Regions from separate parts of the Homo sapiens genome. Here region 2 is linked to region 1. The links are chromatin contacts, found by Hi-C or POLR2A ChIA-PET in ENCODE. All regions are on one chromosome and are shown on one strand. The core of a region is the stretch at or near the end of the contact, and the rest is flanking DNA. Distances in the headings are between cores, read along the strand shown.

What was found. A loop is a pair of places that touch in the nucleus more often than their neighbours do. ChIA-PET counts read pairs that join two places held with the same protein, here RNA polymerase II (POLR2A).
Region 2: a loop to region 1 is called in a map of HCT116, with 2.4 times the contacts of the local background. The contact joins two enhancer-like sites. A Hi-C loop is called at or near these places in 1 of 168 maps with a recorded cell type or tissue (HCT116). POLR2A ChIA-PET finds 5 or more read pairs at or near these places in 3 of 52 experiments (BJ, HCT116 and WTC11).

Annotation. Positions count from the first base shown.
Region 1 is chr12:65,530,794-65,535,694 of GRCh38, forward strand. All of the region lies in intron 2 of MSRB3-AS1 (MSRB3 antisense RNA 1), which reads right to left. Among named protein-coding and RNA genes, the nearest start is that of LINC02454, 70 kb to the right of the region's middle. Within about 2 kb of position 2,183, at least 5 of the 41 ENCODE cell types and tissues checked have a DNase peak (open chromatin) inside an H3K27ac peak, as active enhancers do; they include HCT116, where a contact is called at or near this core.
Region 2 is chr12:65,727,678-65,732,578 of GRCh38, forward strand. No RefSeq gene overlaps it. Among named protein-coding and RNA genes, the nearest start is that of MSRB3-AS1, 88 kb to the left of the region's middle. RefSeq lists a silencer at 2,378-2,578. Within about 2 kb of position 1,919, at least 2 of the 41 ENCODE cell types and tissues checked have a DNase peak (open chromatin) inside an H3K27ac peak, as active enhancers do; they include HCT116, where a contact is called at or near this core.

The DNA.
Region 1 (4,901 bases), core at 933-3,432:
AGCAGCTAGGTATTCAGTAGCTATTAAAGATATATATATATATATATATATGGCTGGATGTGGTGGCTCACAATTGTAGTCCCAGCACTTTGAGGAGCCGAGGTGAGTGGATCACTTGGGGTCAGGAGTTTGAGACCAGTCTGACCAACATGGCAAAACCCTATCTCCACCAAAAATACAAAAATTAGCCAGCTGTGGTGACATGCGCCTGTAATCCCAGCTACTCGGGAGGCTGAGGCAGAAGAATCAGTTGAACCCAGGAGGCAGAGGTTGCAGTGAGCTGAGACCACACCACTGCACTCCAGCCTGGGCGACAGAGTGAGACTTTATCTCAAAAAATAAATAAATAAAAATTAAAAAATATATATACATATGTGTATAATTTCATTTCATATTCTTAATTTAATTCCACAGCAACCCAGCAAAGGAGGTTGTGTAATTAGCACCATTTACAAATGCAGAGAAAGGTTAAGGACCTTTCCAAGATCATAGACCTAGGAAGGTTGTATGGAGAAAGGACACTGAATAACCAAAGATGTTAAGACTTCTCAATCAAATGATGCAGAGCAAAAATTATGAAGTCAAAAGGGGCCTGAATGGCAGAAGAGTTTGAGGGTGAGGCCAGCCAGAAAAGATAGAAGGAATAGGGTAGGAGCTTAGGATGGGGCAGTTGGAAGCATGTAGAGCCCATACTCTTCAACTCCCTCCTACCCCATCTACCACCATATTGAGTCATCTTTGAAGATTGGTGACAACTGTGAAATGGGCCAGAATGAGCTGGTGGGCCACAGTGCCACCTAAGCATTCATGGATGGTATAGAGGGAAAAACCACCATAATTCTCTTGCACTGGGTGACTCCCAGTTCCTACTAGGCCTCTGGTTTCTCTTTCCTCTGAAATGCTAGCTCAGCCCCTTACCCTGGGTTAGCTCAGGCTTTCAGTTCAGCCCTCCCTGCTGAACCTTCTGGTGGGTCATACTGACTTGGCCCTCAACTCATGCCAGAGAGCTGGCCAGGGATCACTCTGTCCACCATCCTATACCAGCTGTTCCTGACCAGCTCTAGCCTCTTTTGAATCATCAAGAGGACCATTAGGTGAGCTTTGTGAGAGTATGAGGGAGTAGTGAGAGCTTCCTGTAAAAATTCAGTAAGAAAGACAGCCTGGATAAGCAAGAAAGAGCTGCCCTAGGAGTACAAGATGATGAGAAAGCCCACATAGGCAGCTTCTTGGTTCCCTAACCAAACAGCCACAGAGGTGGTAGGAGGGCTCAGGTCTCCCAACCTAGCCAGGGACATTTCCCCTATCAGCCTCATCTTGAGAAAAGTTCCTCTTATTTTGCATGGGCACCAAAATAGGAAAGCAAAGGCATTTGCATTTCAAAAATGCAATGTAAGGCAATTCTTAAACAAAAGAAATAAATTTCTATCAATAAAATTAAATTTCTGTCTGCTGGTCCGTTATTGCATCATGAGAAAATAGCTGGATGGATTGTCACTATGTGCAGAGACTATGTTTAGGATGACCTGAGTTACAGCTAGACTATGAAGCATGCACCAAATTCTTCAGGGAGAGGTCAGAAGTCATCCTCTAGAGAATTTGCAGGCCTTGATTTGCAATCAAGCTCTTTTCACAGCAGCAGTTCCATGTAGCTGCGTTCCATGGTGGATAGCCAGGGATTCATTTATTTAACTGCACCAATAAATCCTAAGCAATCCTTAGGGAAGCCACTCACAAATAGTAGAATGTTAGCCACTGGGTGAGGAGGCTGGAGCTGAGAGGGGCTTCCTAGTAGCCCCCAACCACAAAAAATGAGAAACTTTCCAGCTCATCCACTGCCTCAGACTCCTCTTTACTTCTTCTATGGCCATTGGGCTTCAGTGGAAAAACAAAACAAGAGTTGGATGCTTGCTAGACACCCCAACACAAGCCATTTAGGGGTAGGAGGAAGGGAGACTGGGAGAGGAATGTAGGACGTAGAGGTCACATGAAATTATGGCTGCTCCAAGGGGAACACAGTATTCAAGGCATCACGGGAAGTACAGGAGCACAGGCCCTCAGCCAGGATCCCTCTCCTCCCAGCCTCACGGACTCTGATCGGGCAGCCTGGGGGCTAACTGGTCTGCTGGGAGTTGGATAGTCAGTGAAAGCACTCTGCTCTCCTCCCCCAGCCTGCCTCTAGGTAAATGTGTGTATTTAACTAAACCACAACCACAAAGGCTCATGAAATTTTCCTGGAAGCCAATTAAAGCAAGGAGAGTCATAGTAGTAGATAGTATTAAGCCATGTACCAATTCTTTTTGGCTTACAAGTGCCGGAATTGCTTGTTTATACATTAAGAGCAAAAAAAAAAAAAAAAATAGACTGTAGTCTTTTCTCTTAATTGCTGTAATTATACTTGTGCCACCCACAAGAGAGGCCATTGATCTCATTTCTAAAGGGCAATTGTTGTAGCCTGGCTCTTCTGAGAGCTTTACAAAGTTTTTCTCATTTTCTGATTACCACTGGCGTATTGAGCTGCCAGTAGAAATGTATTTTCTCCCTGGTGCATTTCTCCCTCCTCCCCACACTCTCTCTCTCTCTCTCTCTCTTTCTCTCTCTCTCCCTCCCTCCTCCTGTCTCTGCTGCTGCTGGGTAGTTACCAGGAAGAGCTCACTTCCTCCTTCCTCAGGATCAAAAGGGATTGCAATTTCTGTGATCAATTGTGTGTGGTTAGACATTCTCAGAATATCCTGAATGTGGAAGTACTCAAAAGCCCATAATCTGGATAATAGTCGTCTGTGCTGGCCACATCCCTTAGGAAAGGCTCGAGAAACCTGGGTCAAAAAATTTACAAACTTTTTTGGCTCATTCGCATTGTGCGTTGAATTGGGCGAAGCATTTCCTTCGGGCTACCCGATACACAGCAATCTGAAGTATTATTGTGGCCTTCTACGCTTATCCTTGGAAGTCCTGCCTGAGTCCTTTCCCTGTGTAATCGTGAAGGAATGCTGTTCCAAAGACATGGGGTCAGAAGGGTGCAATAAATCAATCCAGATACACCCCTAATGAATGGCAAATTAAACAGCATTTGTTTTAAGTTCATAGGTCCTCTTGGAAGATGCCTTTTTAGTGCAAGCAAAATTCCTGGGTTGCAGGTATGAAAAGCTATGGGGGGTGGGGTGTGGAGGGCTCATAGTCTCTGGGTCGTTTTAGCCACCGTTTTTAAAAGTGCCAAAAATATCCCCAAAGTGAGTTTGCCCAGCTAACTCTGAATGTGCAGTGCTTTCTGCAGCCCTTACCCTAAGACAGAATTGTCTGATTGCTGTGGATTCTGGGGCGACCCAGACCCTTGCTCATTGGGTTTCCCCCTTGCTCATTCAGGTAGTGCTGCTGGGCTGGATAGGTGTTTTTGAGAACCCGCCATCCTCAAGGCTGCAAAGATTGAGCTAAAACAAATCTTCCAGTCACATACAATTCTAGCAGAATCACGGAGACATGGCCTGTGGCATTGAGAAGATTAAATTACCAAGCCCGCTGTGCCCCCTCCCCCAAGTAACTGGAATATACTTGTTAGAGCTGCATCAGAAAGAACAGAATAGCCTTTAGTCTTCCACAGCCCCTAAGCATTTTGGTAATAAATAATAAAAGGTATTTATTACATGTTACAGTGACATTGTGGAATTCAAATGCAGTTAACCATAACATTTTCTTCCTCAAATGTTAAAAAGAAAGAAAAAAGTATTAGGAGTGGGGAGGCAGGACAGCGGGAGCAGTGGCTTTAAAACCTGAGGAATGTGGTAAAGAGAGCCTTGTGTGTTTTTTATAGTCGTAGAATGGGGGTAGAAAGTGGGGAGAAAACATGGGCAGGAAGTCAGGGGATTAGGGCTGCAGGCCTGTCGGTGCCACTGTCTGGCTTTGCTACCTTGGTCAGAAGGACTACCCTTGCTCCATCGCAGCTTCGAAGTTATCATCAGATAAAAGGGTTGAGAGCCTTCCTGTTTTATCAGCTGTTTATTCAGTTCTCTCAAAAGACCTCTGCGTCAGGCTTCCCTGAAGTTCAGTGGTACACTCTTCTGAACCATGCTTCCTTTCAACCAAAAGGGGCCAGGCACAGTCTAGGTAATGGACAAGGGACGAAGAAACAGGCCCTGTGTTTCCCTTGCCTCAATTTACCGTGCTGTGGACTGGACAGAAAAGTCTTCCCTGGACTGACTCCCCACAGAGCTACAGGAAGCATCTGGCGGTAGAGGGTAGTGGCTAAAAGCATAAGCTCAGAGTCAAGTTTCGGCTTGGGTTCTAGCCCCGGTCACCTGTAACCATATCTTCTATTACACTGGGACCTTGAGCAAGTTGTTTAACTCTCTGAGCTACAGAGTCCTTATCTGGAAAATGGTGTATTGTATCTAAAAATGAATGACAGGACCTAGCATAGTCCTTGACACATACACTCTCAATTAATGGTAGCCAAAGAAATGAGCAATAATAAAAATGTTTCCTAGGCCTTAGTTTTATGCTAGTAACTACGGGTAAATGATGGCTGGGAGTAGGGAAGAAGAGTGCCTTATTTATATGTAGGAGCCTCTGGCAAGCGCACATGAGCTGTTCTGGGTGCTGGCTGGGGAGGTACCACAGCACATCTTAGGAGCCATGCCTGCATTTAAGGAAGGACTGCAAAGGCAAGAAGCAGGAATGAGAGACCTCTTGGAAAAAGATGTGGATTTTACATTCATTCATTCATTCATTCATTCATTCATTCATTCATCTAGCACTGAGGAGCTATTGCAGTTGTGGCTTTTGGTTACTTGTTCATGTGTCAGACCTTTGCTAGCAGGATTACAGAGATGAATGGCACCATCCTTGCCCTCAGAGAACTGACAGTCTAAAGTTCTAAAAGCAAACTGGCAGTGACAATAGAAGATGCT
Region 2 (4,901 bases), core at 669-3,168, 200 kb after region 1:
ATTGTACTTTATTTTTTATAGGAAAAATACGTGATTTATTGATGTACTTATGTTGTTCTTTATAAACTAAAATTCTTTCAGTTTCTTCCTTTTTCTTTTCCAATTCTCCACCTCTCCTCCCAGTACACCTCACCCTATAGGTAAGATTCCAGTTTCCAGGAGAAGGGATAAAGCCAGCTAAATTAAATTTCACCTTTCACCTATTTCTGCTGTGATCTATAACACCCCACTTAAGGTATTCAAGATTTTTCATTAGCTAAAATATTTTCTTGTTTAGGAAGCTTTAGTAGAAATATAAAGAATTGAGTTTCTGTTTTTCCTTTTATCAACAAAATACCTATTAATCATTTTGATTGTATATGCACATGGCTCTATTAAAACTAGAAAGCATAATTACATAAAATTAAGTAAAATGTACCATACCTTTTTGATAAAATGAAAAATAAATTACATTTATCTTTTCTTTGCTAAATAAAATGTATTTTTGTAAGTTTTGACTACATTTGACAACACTTAAATGAGTAAGTTTTGACTAATGATTATATCCCTTGTATTTTCTCTTAATAATAATTTAAATTGTTTTTAATTAGCTGGGGCACGTGCAGTTTAAATTTTCTAATAGTCTAGGGATAGAACAACTCTTAACATATTTTTAAACATCGATAGTGTCAGTTTTCAAACCTGGATGTTATTCAAGTCCACTTCATGTTAACATATTTTTCTCTGTGGATAACAAATACAACAGAAAAATTTTGCCAGTGTAAATAGCCAATGGAATTATGAATAATCATGTTAATAATGTTAATAAAAAGGTACAGTTAAATGAGGGAGACAATTAGTTCACACCATTTTGGTTTATTTATTTAGCAGTGAGCATTGTATAACATGTCAATCCCGGGAAAAAGAAACAGACATAAAGGGGCTTAACATTACTAATAAAACAATCAGTATCAAAATATTTTATGTAACAATTTGTCCGTGTTCATATAATAATCTGTCAACTCTGTGATTTGCTTATTATGTGAATTAACTCCATAATCGCTCTGAGATTGAATTCAGTGACACCGTTTAACTGCTTCTGGTTTGGGGGCTTTTACTCGATATTTTTAGGTAAGGAGCTGTCAGGCTAATCTGAGGACATTTAGGGAAAGCCAATAAACTGTCACGAACTTAAAACAAGTGAGGTTTCTCGTGGTTTGGTCGAAATTTTAACACTTCTCCTCTCCTACCCTTCACCTCTTCTCCTCAAAACACTTTTTTTTCTTTTACAATAACTGTAAATGCCAGCTCTAAATTTCCCTCCAATCTGGGAAAGTCCAATCTCCCTTCCTCGAGAGGTGTCTGGGCGCAATACTCTCCGGCCCGAAGCAAGGGGACGTTTGCGAGGAGGGAGAAATTTAAACCCCCTTCGCTCCGCGCCACCTGGGAGCACTTTGGCGCCGCAGACTCAGGAGCCGACGCCATCTCCAGGACGGCCTCGGTGGCCTCGGCAGGAGGCACCTTCGGGGAGCGGTCCCGCACTCCTCCTTCCTCAGTCCCCGGTCCTCTGCACCGCTCCCTCTCTGCTGCCAGAGGACCTGTCCGCGAGCTCCCCGCGCTGCCCTGGGGACGGAAAAGTTTGTTTCTCCAACGCGCAACTTTCCCGCTCCAGGCGGCGGGGACCCCGAGCCGGAGTTTTGGCCAAAAAATCCCAGAGTCCTATACCTCCTGCGCGCCCAGACCTCGGGGGCGAAGGGCGGCTCCCCCGGCGCGCCCCGATCCCCGCCGCAAAGAGGACTTGGTGGACTAGAGGTGCACCCCGCGGGCAGCCCTTGGCGCCCCGCTCTGCGCCCGCCGGCATGAGGACTCGTGCGTGGCGTTTCGACCCTCCGCCTGAACTGAGACTGGGTGGGGAAAGGGGCAGACTGCTGTCTGTGACTCTGCGGGAGGTGGAGCACGAAACACAAAAGCTGTTTGAACCACAAACGCCAGGCTGGACACCCAACGAATATTAATGACCTGCAGCCTCCACCCACCCGCAAACATAATATTATGTGTACGTGCTTACCGGTTAGCTTAACAGACTTGCCATCATAAATTCCTTTTTCACTGCAGCGCCACTAGATTTGTTGTGATTAGGATGCAGCCACTAAATTTGTTGTGATCTCCTGTTTGTGAATGGAAGTTGACTTACATCTTTTGTAGCAGATTGCTACTTAGGATTTTTTTTTAAAAAATTATCGCAGATTTTTCAAATCAGAAAATTCCCAAATGACATAATCATACAAATTGATATTTTAACCGACTCTTTTTTGAGGAATGCATTCCAAAATCTTTCAGTTCCCATCATGCAAGACAAATAAGCATAGTAATTTGGAAAGTGAAATTAATGATCAAGATAATTTTGGAAAGGAATAGAAAGGACCAACTGAGACTTATATCTATTTACTTATCAGAAACTTTATGACTGATCCTAATTAGAAAACAAAGCAATGCCAGGAATGTCACATGCTTTTTAGATCTTGGTATCTTGTCTGGGCAAACATCCAGTGTTTGACACTACAAAGAAAGGGACAACATTGTGCAGCAGATTTCCAGGAGTAAATAATATATCACAGGAATCTTTGAAAGAACATCACTTATTTAGTGAGTGAGTGAATATTTGAACAACTGCTTCTATTGGGAAGGGTAAGAAGGAATTGAGGGATAGACTATAAATGATACAGCTCCCCTGCCCTCATAGATCATCCAGTTTAGTGATAGGAAAGAGGAAGAAATTTTACAAATAAAAGATAGCGGGGCACGGTGGCTCATGCCTGTAATCCCAGCAGTTTGGGAGGCTGAGGCCGGTGGATCACGAGGTCAGGAGATCGAGACCATCCTGGCTAACACGGTGAAAACCCGTCTCTACTAAAAATACAAAAAAATAGCTAGGCATAGTGGCTGGCGCCTGTAATCCCAGCTACTCGGAAGGCTGAGGGAGGAGAATTGCTTGAACCCAGGAGACGAAGGTTATAGTGAGCCACATCGCGCCACTGCACTTCAGCCTGGGTGACAGAGTGAGACTCTGTCAAAAAAAAAAAAAAAAAAAAAAAAGATACCAAAGGGTAGAAAAGTGGTAAATCCCTCAAGGTAGGATCTCAATAAACTCATGGGGAATTCCATGGAGGGGAGATTACAGTCAGCTGAAGGATTGTCCAATTGTAAACTGAGTCTGGCCAAACTTCAGTCTGTCTTGGGCTCCATGTAAGTGAAAGAGTTCACTGAAGTTTGTTTCTCTATTAGATGCGTCTCTGATAAGAATTTAGTGTACTACCTCTTCTAGAGCCTTCAGTATGTTTCCTTCTATCAACTTTAAGTTGTCACTTTCTTCCTTAAGTTTGTTAAGCAGTCATTTTGTGAGCCAATTTCTGTAAATTGAGGCTGAGCTGAGATGACACAATCAAAGGGAGTCAAAAGTTATGAGCTAAGTATGTTTTACGTATTACTTCTTTCCAGAAAGAATCTGGGTGGTCTATGACGGAAAACACCCCATTTAAAATGAATTGGTAAAATCAAAATAGAAAACCAGGAGAAAAAAAAAGAAAAAGGAAACTTGAAATAAGCCAACCCTAAGAGTTAACATGATTACTGAGATTGTGCTTCAGATTTGGGTCTGAGCTTCTTATAGCCAAGGTAAAGAGAGAAAAAAACGTAAGTGACATCAATCTTGCTGTTGAAAAAAGCAAAGAATGCCTGTTTTCAAATGAAATGAAATTACAGAAGGAGTTTACTATATGGAGTGCCACAAAGGGCTCTGAGGGATGTAACAGGCAATGTCTTAGCAGTATTTTTATGGAAAAGCAAAAGAGGATATTGCAGCCCTGTTTCTTATAATAACCTCCCATGAAAACCAAGACTTCAGTGAAGGTGAGTCCTGTCAGACTAAGCTAGTATAATTCTGTATTTGGGGATTCGCCTTGAACGCTAAATAACATATCCACTCTGCAGTCTTCCCCATGTATTACTTCTCTCAGCTGGGATCTTGGTAAGAATCAAATAATTGAAAAAGTTAAGATTTTTCTCTCTGGCAAGAGCCCAGTGTTTTAGTATTTCTTTTGGATCATAGAAGACACCTTCACAGGGTCTGGAAAACAACTGAGCAAATACTAAATTTGCCATCCTACAAAAGTTGCAGAAGCAAATCAGTGTTTTCTCACTGATGAAGACCACCCCAGTTTTCCTCCAAGGTAAGCTGCAGGGACACCTCAAGATTGGGCCCAAATTTTCCTTAGGAAGTTGCTTTGAATGTGCTCCAGTGCTTGAACAAATGCTTAATTGAGTCCCTAGAGATATACAGCGTTTGGGCATAGAAAATTTTCAAAGCTGGTGTTTCCTAATCACCGACAGTGGCTGGCGGAAAACATCAGGACTCCCACGGCACCTCTGACTGAACAACATGGTTTTCCAATGGAACTCCAGGATGAGTGCATTGCAAAATGTCATTGAATGAGTTGACAATAGCTCCCACAAACGATGAGTTTTAATTTCATTATCATTGGTTAGCCATTATTTTTAGCAGGAGTTAGATACTGCAACTACCTTTTGTGAGGCAATTTCTGGTTCATGATAATAAGATACTATGATCAGACCAGAAGAGGATATCTATCTTCCTATTTGTTATGGTAGGGGAACTTTGAAAAGAGAAGGGACATCATTCTATTTCATACTCCTCAAAGGATTATTATCTGATCTGTTCCTTCTCTTCTTGATTCTAATAAAGGGTGTTGGAGTAGAAACTTTTTTTTGAATTTTTTTTATTGTAAAAAATAGTTGGCCGGGTGCGGTGGTTCACGCCTGTAATCCCAGCATTTTGGGAGGCCAAGGCACGTGGGTCATGAGGTCAGGAGTTCAAGGACAGCCTGACAAACATGGTGAAACCC